3 separate regions of the Homo sapiens genome follow, and all the other regions are linked to region 2. A link is a contact called in ENCODE Hi-C or POLR2A ChIA-PET data. All regions are on one chromosome and are shown on one strand. The core of a region is the stretch at or near the end of the contact, and the rest is flanking DNA. Distances in the headings are between cores, read along the strand shown.

The links. Hi-C counts contacts between places; a loop is a spot of excess contacts on that map. ChIA-PET counts read pairs that join two places held with the same protein, here RNA polymerase II (POLR2A). Pooled maps may share reads with other maps.
Region 1: a loop to region 2 is called in a map of ascending aorta, with 3 times the contacts of the local background. The contact joins the promoter of FLNB-AS1 here to the promoter of APPL1 in region 2. A Hi-C loop is called at or near these places in 1 of 168 maps with a recorded cell type or tissue (ascending aorta) and 2 of 50 pooled maps. POLR2A ChIA-PET finds 5 or more read pairs at or near these places in 1 of 52 experiments (endothelial cell of umbilical vein).
Region 3: a pooled map shows a loop between it and region 2 (6-fold over the local background). The contact joins the promoter of FLNB here to the promoter of APPL1 in region 2. A Hi-C loop is called at or near these places in 5 of 50 pooled maps. POLR2A ChIA-PET finds 5 or more read pairs at or near these places in 2 of 52 experiments (CD4-positive, alpha-beta T cell and SK-N-SH).

The regions. Positions count from the first base shown.
Region 1 is chr3:58,169,223-58,171,922 of GRCh38, reverse strand. FLNB-AS1 (FLNB antisense RNA 1) reads left to right here and starts at 1,288. Exons shown (of 2, transcript NR_135534.1): 1 at 1,288-1,426. It overlaps FLNB (filamin B), which reads right to left. Exons shown (of 46, transcript NM_001457.4): 45 at 2,130-2,333; 46 at 1-1,348. The coding sequence ends at 1,161. LOC124909485 reads right to left here and starts at 146. Exons shown (of 6, transcript XM_047449435.1): 1 at 50-146. The coding sequence starts at 146.
Region 2 is chr3:57,226,395-57,229,094 of GRCh38, reverse strand. APPL1 (adaptor protein, phosphotyrosine interacting with PH domain and leucine zipper 1) reads right to left here and starts at 1,366. Exons shown (of 22, transcript NM_012096.3): 1 at 1,158-1,366. The coding sequence starts at 1,211. It also overlaps a transcript of HESX1 not described here. RefSeq lists a silencer at 909-1,568.
Region 3 is chr3:58,007,148-58,009,847 of GRCh38, reverse strand. It overlaps FLNB (filamin B), which reads right to left and starts at 1,426. Exons shown (of 46, transcript NM_001457.4): 1 at 992-1,426. The coding sequence starts at 1,283.

The DNA of each region.
Region 1 (2,700 bases), core at 39-2,538, 940 kb before region 2:
AAAATTCCCTACACCTCATTTCTGGATTTCTGCACCACACAGCTCTCACTGTTTCTGCCAATGGTGAAAAGACCACCAATAAGCTGCTGCCCTTCTCTCCCCCAACCATTCCCAACTTTCAGGCCAAAGACCCGCAGGAGTTTCATTCTGTCCTGTCTGTACAGATCATTATTTTCCAGAAAAAGTGACCCATGAAGTTGGCTGGGGCGGGTGTGGAGTGTTATGTCATGGGACGGACCTTGGGATGAGGGCGTTAATCCATGGGCCCCTCTGAGATCACTTTAAACATTTTGGTAAGACTGCCCAGGCTGATGAAGGGCTGGAGCGTGTGTTAAAAACAAGGGCTAGTGTTGGTTAAAAGGGATCTTTGGCAAGTGGGAAACTGCTCGCCACTGCAGAATTTCTTCAGACCAAGGAAGGGACTGAAACGGACTTGGAAAACTAAAGCAAAACCATGACTGCCGGGATGGTCTCGTGTGGTGATTCTGCAAGAAATAATCACCAGAGCGAGGGGACAGGTACTTGAGAGACATGTGGGCCTGGCTGCCACTCTGCCCTCTGAGTTTCTGTAGGGTGCCCGGCTGCCACTCTGCCCTCTGAGAAGTGTAAGAAGGCCACAGAGCATGGGGGTGTTGGCGATGAGGAGCGGTAAAGCAGTGCTAGTGATCTAATAGCCAAATACATTAACACGGACACTGGAAGAGATTAAGCGGATTTTAAGTCATCTCCTTTGCCAAATGACAACCAAACTAGGTGTCCCCTTTTTCTCTGCCCATCTTCCCCTAGCCTTGTTTCATAAATGCTGAAGAGTGAACCAGCAGCTCAGGCTAGCCAGTTTTGTTTTTTTGAAATGTCAGTCTCATTGTGTTCCTGGTCTGTCTGCTGCAGTGGCTGGTCTGTTCCACCAAGAGTTCTGGTTTGCACCTAGTGTACTCAGGATCTTCTCAGCCCCCTGAACAAGCTTGCATTTCTTAAGATTCTCCAATATGTCCCTCAAGAGTCCAGTCTAGGACTTATTTCTGAAGGCATTTTACAACAGCAATATTTTAGGGATGGGGTTTCAGCCCCACAAACAGGCTGGAGGGCTTTGTATAAAATGAATTACAAACAAGCAACAAAAGCAACCACAAGAACTCTCTCCAGGATTTGAGAAAACTGTTTTAAGGCACTGTGACATGAAAAGGGCTGCCAGGGATGTGTTCCTCCCCCCACTTCACAGCCAGCACATAATCGCCCCTCTCCTTGACGACGTATGTGACGTTGTATTGCTGGTTGCCTACATGCTTCATGGAGACCTCCTCGCAGGGGGTGGTGGGCCCATGGACCCCGATCAGCAGCATGTTGGAGCCTAGGAGGCAAAAGGTGGTTACTCCACCCGGATGCATCAGGACAGGCACAGGAAGAAGAGGAAATATGAGAGCCAAAGGTAAGGTGCTTCCACGATAATGCTGGGGCCCCTAAGAGGTGGGAGAGCGTGGCAATTACAAGCAGAGGCTCATAGAGCCTGACGGTGTGGGTTCGAATCCCTGCCCTGCCACTTGCTACCTGGGTGACCTTGGACTGGAATCTCACCTCTCCCTAGCTCAGCTTCCCCATCTGTAAACAGGGAATGAGAACAGCACATACCTCACGAACTAGTTGTGAGGTTTAAGAGTTATGGGTGTCAAAACCTAGCACACAGTAAGGGCTATTCTAAGTGTTGGCTATGAGAATCTTCTTGTTTACTCTCACAAGCACCTTAAGGAAGGTACTTCCGAGAAGAGGAAACTGACTTTTGGAAAGAGATTTAATAACTTTCCAAGGTCACATGGCTAAATAAGTTTTAGAACAAACGAATGAATGAATGAAGTGGCGGTACTAGGTTTCCAGCCCAGGTGTACTGGATGCCAGAACCCAGGCAACCGACCCTTGAAACCCAAATAAATACCCAAGTTCAAAAGGCAAAAGAGAAGGAAATCATTTAAAAATATTAAGTGCAGGAGAACAGGGTCATGACGATGGTTACTTGCAAACGGCTGGCCTACATGGGGGTGGGCACTGCAGGAGACCTCAGCAGGGAAGGCCAGTGTACCCAGGGTGCCCAGCCTGCCCCTGCCCCACCCCACCCTTGAAAAGGCCCAGACACCTACCAGCTTTGCTGCAGTCCACCAGGAAGGAACTCTTCTGGCCCACAAAGGCCTTTGAGAGCCCTGCCCCCTTAGAGGTCACCTTGCTGGCGTCCGAGGATGCCTTGGGAATGGCGCTATAGCAGGTCTCTGTAGACGACCTGGTCACTGACTCCACCAGGATGGATGAGGTCTCGTTGGCTGAGCCAGGGCTAACTAGACGCTGGCCTAAGATACAGGAGGGAGGGGGACAGGCATGAATGGCCAGATCAAGAGGGGTCTCTCAGCCAGAGGACAGGCGAGTACCCTACACAGTAACCCCAGGAGAGCCCGCGCACCCCAACACAAAAGCCACCACACCTGTATCTCACACCCATAATGTCTTCTAAACCCCTAGGATCCCACCCCCATACAACTAGGATCTGGCTTTCTGGGCAAATGGATGAGTCTGGCCTTGGCTGACAAGGCCAAGGACCCTCCCAATCCCCCCACCCCCTACCCACCAAAGATGTGCCTGTGGAATTCACATCTTTCTATTGACATAAAATAGTCTATGTATAAGCAGTGTAAAAGTTTGGGATGACATATAATGAAA
Region 2 (2,700 bases), core at 117-2,616:
CATTAGCAGCAGGCAACTGGCCTGTGAAGATAACTTTCAGAATAAAAAAGAACAAATCAATTCTACAATCAGAGCCCCATTTCAACTTGGCAATTAACATTGGCACAAAATCCATGGCAGAAGTGCCATCCAGGAAAAGGAGATCTAGACCTCTTCTGCTTTTCTTCTTTGGGGGCCATGTTCAACTGTAAAGACACACGAAATGGTGCAACTGCATTTCTAAATCAGCAACAATTCAGAAATGTTTCATTCTAAATAGTGTCCAACCAGCAACACCGTCTTAAACCGTTTAAATTATCGTGTAAAACGGCTTAGAGATGAAGTTTTCCCTATGCAAGTTACAGCCCCTGCCAACATTTTAAAAAATATAGCTGCTTTCATTCTGCAGTACTGAAAACATATTAAATGGTTACATTTTCCAAAACTGTCTTAAGCTAGAGCAACCACATCAGCATCATTCCGACGCACAGAACACAGGGCTTTTATTTTGATGAGTTTATTAAGGCCAAGTCTGCAGGGAGCAGCGCAGCAGTCGCGGAGCGGCGAAGGCACCGTCCATCCCTCGCCGTGCACAGCTCGAGTGACAGCGACCACAGTCACGGCCGCGACACGGGCACATTCGGCGGGGAGAGCGGTCTTGGGCTCCGGGACCCGTCACGGGCTTTGCCATTAGGGCTCCACACACAACCTTACAGCCTCTCCCAAAGAAAAACGATCCATTTCCTTCCTTAGCTTGCTGAGCCTCGGAAATCATTAAATAAGACTATCGGGGTTTCTCTCCCTTCTGCAATTTTTCTGAAGAGGTTCTCAGGGAGAAAATTCCAGGATCGAGATTTGGCACCTCACATCACCGCGATAAAAACGGCGCCTTTCGTCAAATAAAAAGGACCCGCGCGCGTACGTGACCGCCCGGCCCACGAGCACCAGCGGCTCGGTCTCCGCCTGCGGCCCTCGGCCCAGCCGAGCAGGCCCACGCGGGCCTTGGGCGGCGGGCCCAGCCTCCACAACTCCGGGCGCGGCCTGCGACGGGCGGTGACCTAGGGCGGCGGCGGCCCCCACCTGGGCCGGGGCGGGCACCTGCGGGAGCCGCGGAGGCGCCAGACCTGGGGTCGGCCAGCTGGGCTCTCCCTCGTCGCCCACCAGCTCCCGCGCCTCACCTGCGGGCTGTCCTCCAGCGTCTCCTCGATGGGCAGCTTGTCGATCCCCGGCATCGTGGCGGAGGGAGGGCGGTGGCAGGAGACGCAGCTGCCGCCCACAGCTCCCCGCGCCGGCCCGCCCGCCGCAGCTGACCCCGGCCCGCCCTCTCCGGCAAGGGCTGCAGCCGTCCCCGCCCGCACAGCCTTCTCCAGGCGCCGAGCGGCCGTGCGGGAAATCCCGCCCCCTCGGCCTCCCTGCCCCGCCTCCCGGCGCGTCCATTGGCTCCCGGGGACGCCCATCCGCGCTGCGGCGGTGGTCGGGAGGTTCCCGTGCGGCGCTAGGCTCTCCCGCGAGCGCGGGCGTCGGAAGCGGCGGAGGTGGCAGTGTCTGCCCTGGGATGGCCTTCCCTGCACGCGCGCGTTTGTATCTAAATCGCAGGGGACCGTCTCTTCCTCAGCTTGCCGGCGCGAGGAGCCAGAGCCTCGAGTTAGGGCCACACGGGGGAATTTGGGGCGGGTTGACTTTTCCCGCAACATATTTTGTCAGAGACCTTGGAGAAAGTCCTACTGCTGGCGCCTTTTAGTTTCCTCAGATGATAACATTCCCAACTCCGCTCGAAGCGTCCAGTCTTAATCCCCTCCAGCAGAATGGTGCTGACTAACTCAGATGTCTGAGATCCGCAGCTGTGTCAATAATAGGGCTTTCTGGCAAACTTGTGAACGTAGGCTCGAAATTGTTTTTCTGGACGCTTGAATATCAGTATATTCAGTTGAAAACATGTGATTTTGTTGCCAGTTTATCAGTTCCTACCTGGCCTCCCGAGGTCAGTCCTTCAGGACTGACGCTGCAACTCCAACTCCCATGTTTCTTTTAAATCACAAAGGAAAATATCTTTTAAAAATCAGGATACACTGATTAATTATGTTAGTAACTAATTGGCATTTGTTGAATCAAAAAGTTTTGGAAGCGTTAAATAGTTTTAGCCTCTAATTTTACAATAAAGTGAAGCTCAAAGTTGGGAATTTGACCGGATGAGGGCTACAAGCCTATCCTTTCCTCCTCCCTCTTCATCTTTCCCAACCTGTCACCCTGGCTCGTTTATGTCTCTGTATAGTTGTAGGCTTTCATCATTATACAGAGAAAATAACAAAGTAAGTAGTGTCTTCTAAACATCTAGCCATTAATTCCACCAATCCATTCCATTTTCATTCAAGAAATACCAGAGATGCTGAGTAAAGATTAATTAGCTGCCTGGTTCCACAGATACATGGGAACAAATCCAGAATAGTAGTAGCTCAAATCCAAATATAGTAACAAATAGAAGTTATATATTTTAAACGAAAATAGTAGATTTTCCCATGATCTCTTGAAAGAAAAATAAAATTATATTTTTAAAGTTTTGTTGAGTAGACTTGCATTGTAGTTTTACGGAATTATTTTTAGTGTTACAATCTTTAAAAGTTTTCCCCTTAGATTGTTTATCAGCCAGTCTCTCTCTCCCGAAGAGTTCTTTAGTTTTTGAGGAAGTTGATTTGGAGGCAGTTCTTACAATGAGTTAAGGGT
Region 3 (2,700 bases), core at 177-2,676, 780 kb before region 2:
CAGAAGGCCCAGTCCAGCAAGAGACACCAATTCCCTCCCTCCTTTCAGGAAGACCCTGGTGTAGGTTTGGGAGAGGAGAGGAAAACAAAGCCTCCTTCTAACTGTTGCCCACTTCCTTCAGTTCTCAGCTGGGCCCTACTTGCTGACCTTGGACAGGTCAATTAACCCTCCGGACCCCCTTATCTGTAAAATGGGTCTAGCCTCACCCCAGATGGCAGGATGCGTAGGGACGGAGATAACTTAGAAGGCTGACGGTACACAGTGGACGCTAGTTGGGCTCCCTACAAGACAGCAATTACTGTTACCACCACCATCTCTAAATTATAACTTCGGCAGCAAGGAGTGGGTTCAACCTGCGGCGCGCGGCCAGAGCTGAGCTGGGAGCAGAGAGAGCGAGGACACACACCCGCGCCTACCCTTGCAACCTCGGGGCCCACACCCATTCCAGCGACGGCAGGGGAAGGTACCAGGTCTCTGTCTCCACCTGGGCAGGGAGGCCCCAGGCGCAGAGAACGGTTCCTCCTCAGGTCTCACGGCCCGGCCTCCGAGCCAACGCCCATTCAGCTGCCTCTGAGAGCACCAACCTGGGCGCAGCAGGGAGAGCACTCCGCGGAGCATCTGACCCTAGGGCCCGCCCCCGGGGACAGCGAACGAGGGTTTCTAGTCCCCTAGCTCCCATAGGGGCGCCCCAGGTGTAGAGAAATGCAACAACTCCACCTCTCCTCCTGTGACCCCAGCCCAAACCCTCAACCCTTAGCCAGCCAAAGGTGCACTGCTGGGGCGGATGGCGGGGAGCGATCACAACAGGTCCCATCCCAGGGGAAGACACCGGGGAGGGGGTCTAGGCCCCCTATAACCCACCCCTGGGGACGACTCCCCCTTATCTCCGAGGTGGGGGCGCGCTGCGGGAAATCCTCGCCCTCCGCAGGGGTGCACGCGCGGGGGCGGGTCGGCACCACAGTGGGCGCCTGGGCCCGGCCAGAGAACTCACCGATGGACACGAGCTTGATGCTCTCACGGTCCAGGAACTCGAGCGCCACGGACACATTCTCGAGCTGCATCTGGCGAAAGGTGGGCCGCTGATGGTACTTGCGGTACATGCGCTTCTGGCTGAGCACCTCGAGCAGCGCGATGAGCCGCAGCCCGTCGCTCAGGTCGGTCTGCAGGTTGCCGATGCGTTTGTTCACGCACTTGAGGTGCTCGTTGCACCAGCGTGTGAACGTGTTCTGCTGGATCTTCTTCCAAGGCGCGTCCTCAGCTAGATCCTTCTCGGTTACCGGCATCCTGGTGGCGGGGAGAGCGCAATGCGCAACGAGCTGCCGGGGACTGGTGTTTGGAGGCCCAAGGGCCGAAGGAGCGAGAACCGAAGCGGAGCGGGAGCGGGGTTCGAACTTGCTGCTACCGGAGCCACGGCCGGTGCTGCTCTGCGGCCGCCCGCCCCTGGCCGCGCGAGGCGCCTGGCCCCGCGCCTGCGCGCTGAGCCGCCCCGCCCCCAAGCCCCGCCCCGTCCCGACCCTCCCGCGGGAGTTCCTGGGCCACGCTCGCCTCCTGCCGCCTGCCGCAGGCACTGCGCCCCACTGCGTCCTGGGACCCGCGCTCGAAGCCCACCACCCCAGCAGGATGTAGGGCTGCCTGAATCACCCGGTCAGCCCCGGGGTGGGGGGACCCGCGGGGGCTGGGAGCCGGACAGAATGGGTCGGGCCTCAGTGGGACTTGCGGGAGGGGCGCGCGGGGCGGAGGTCTTCATCCACATATAGATTGAATAAAATTCAGTAAGGGCTTTTATTGAGCTCCGCCTGTGTACCAGCCATTCTTCTCAGAGCCTGCTAACCAGTAGTAAATCAGACAAACGTATTGCACAACCTCAAGGAGTTCACACAGCCTAATGGAAGAGAAAAGTGTAATTCCACCATAACCAACAGCCCAGTAGTGGTGGTAAAAATGAACAATAAGGCTTGTTGCATGTCTTAGTTTCCAGTTACTGCTGTAACAAGTTACCAAAACTTAGTGTCTTTGAAAACACACACCCACAAATGTATTATCCTTCAGTTCTGTAGGTTCGATGGCCCACACAGGTCTTGCTGAGCTAAAAACAAAGTGTTGGCAGGATGCATTCCCTTCTGGAGGCTGTAGGGAAGAATCTGTTTCCTTGTGTTTTCTAACTTCCAGAAGCTGCCTGCGCGCCTGACTCCTGCCCCTTTTCTCTGTGAAAGCCTGCAATGGGCTGGGCACAATGGCTCACACCTGTAATCCCAGCACTTTGGGAGGCCAAGGTGGGTGGATCACCTGAGGTCAGGAGTTCGAGACCAGCCTGGCCAACATGGTAAAACCCCATCTCTACTTAAAATACAAAAATTAGCCAGGTGTGGTGGCGCGTACCTGTAATCCCAGCTACTGGGAAGGCTGAGATAGGAGAATCGCTTGAACCTGGGAGGCAGAGGTTACAGTGAGCTGAGATGGTGCCATTGCACTCCAGCCTGGGCGACAGAGCAAAACTCCGTCTCAAAAAAAAAAAAAAAAAAAAAAAAAACAGAAAAGCAAGCCTGCAATGTCAGGTGGAGTCTCTCAGACCTCAGACAGTCCTCTCTCCATAGGCACATCTTCCTTTTTTTTTTTTTTCCTGCGATGGAGTCTTACTCCGTTGCCCAGGCTAGAGTCCAGTGGTGCAATCTCGGCTCACTGCAACCTCCTCCTCCTGGG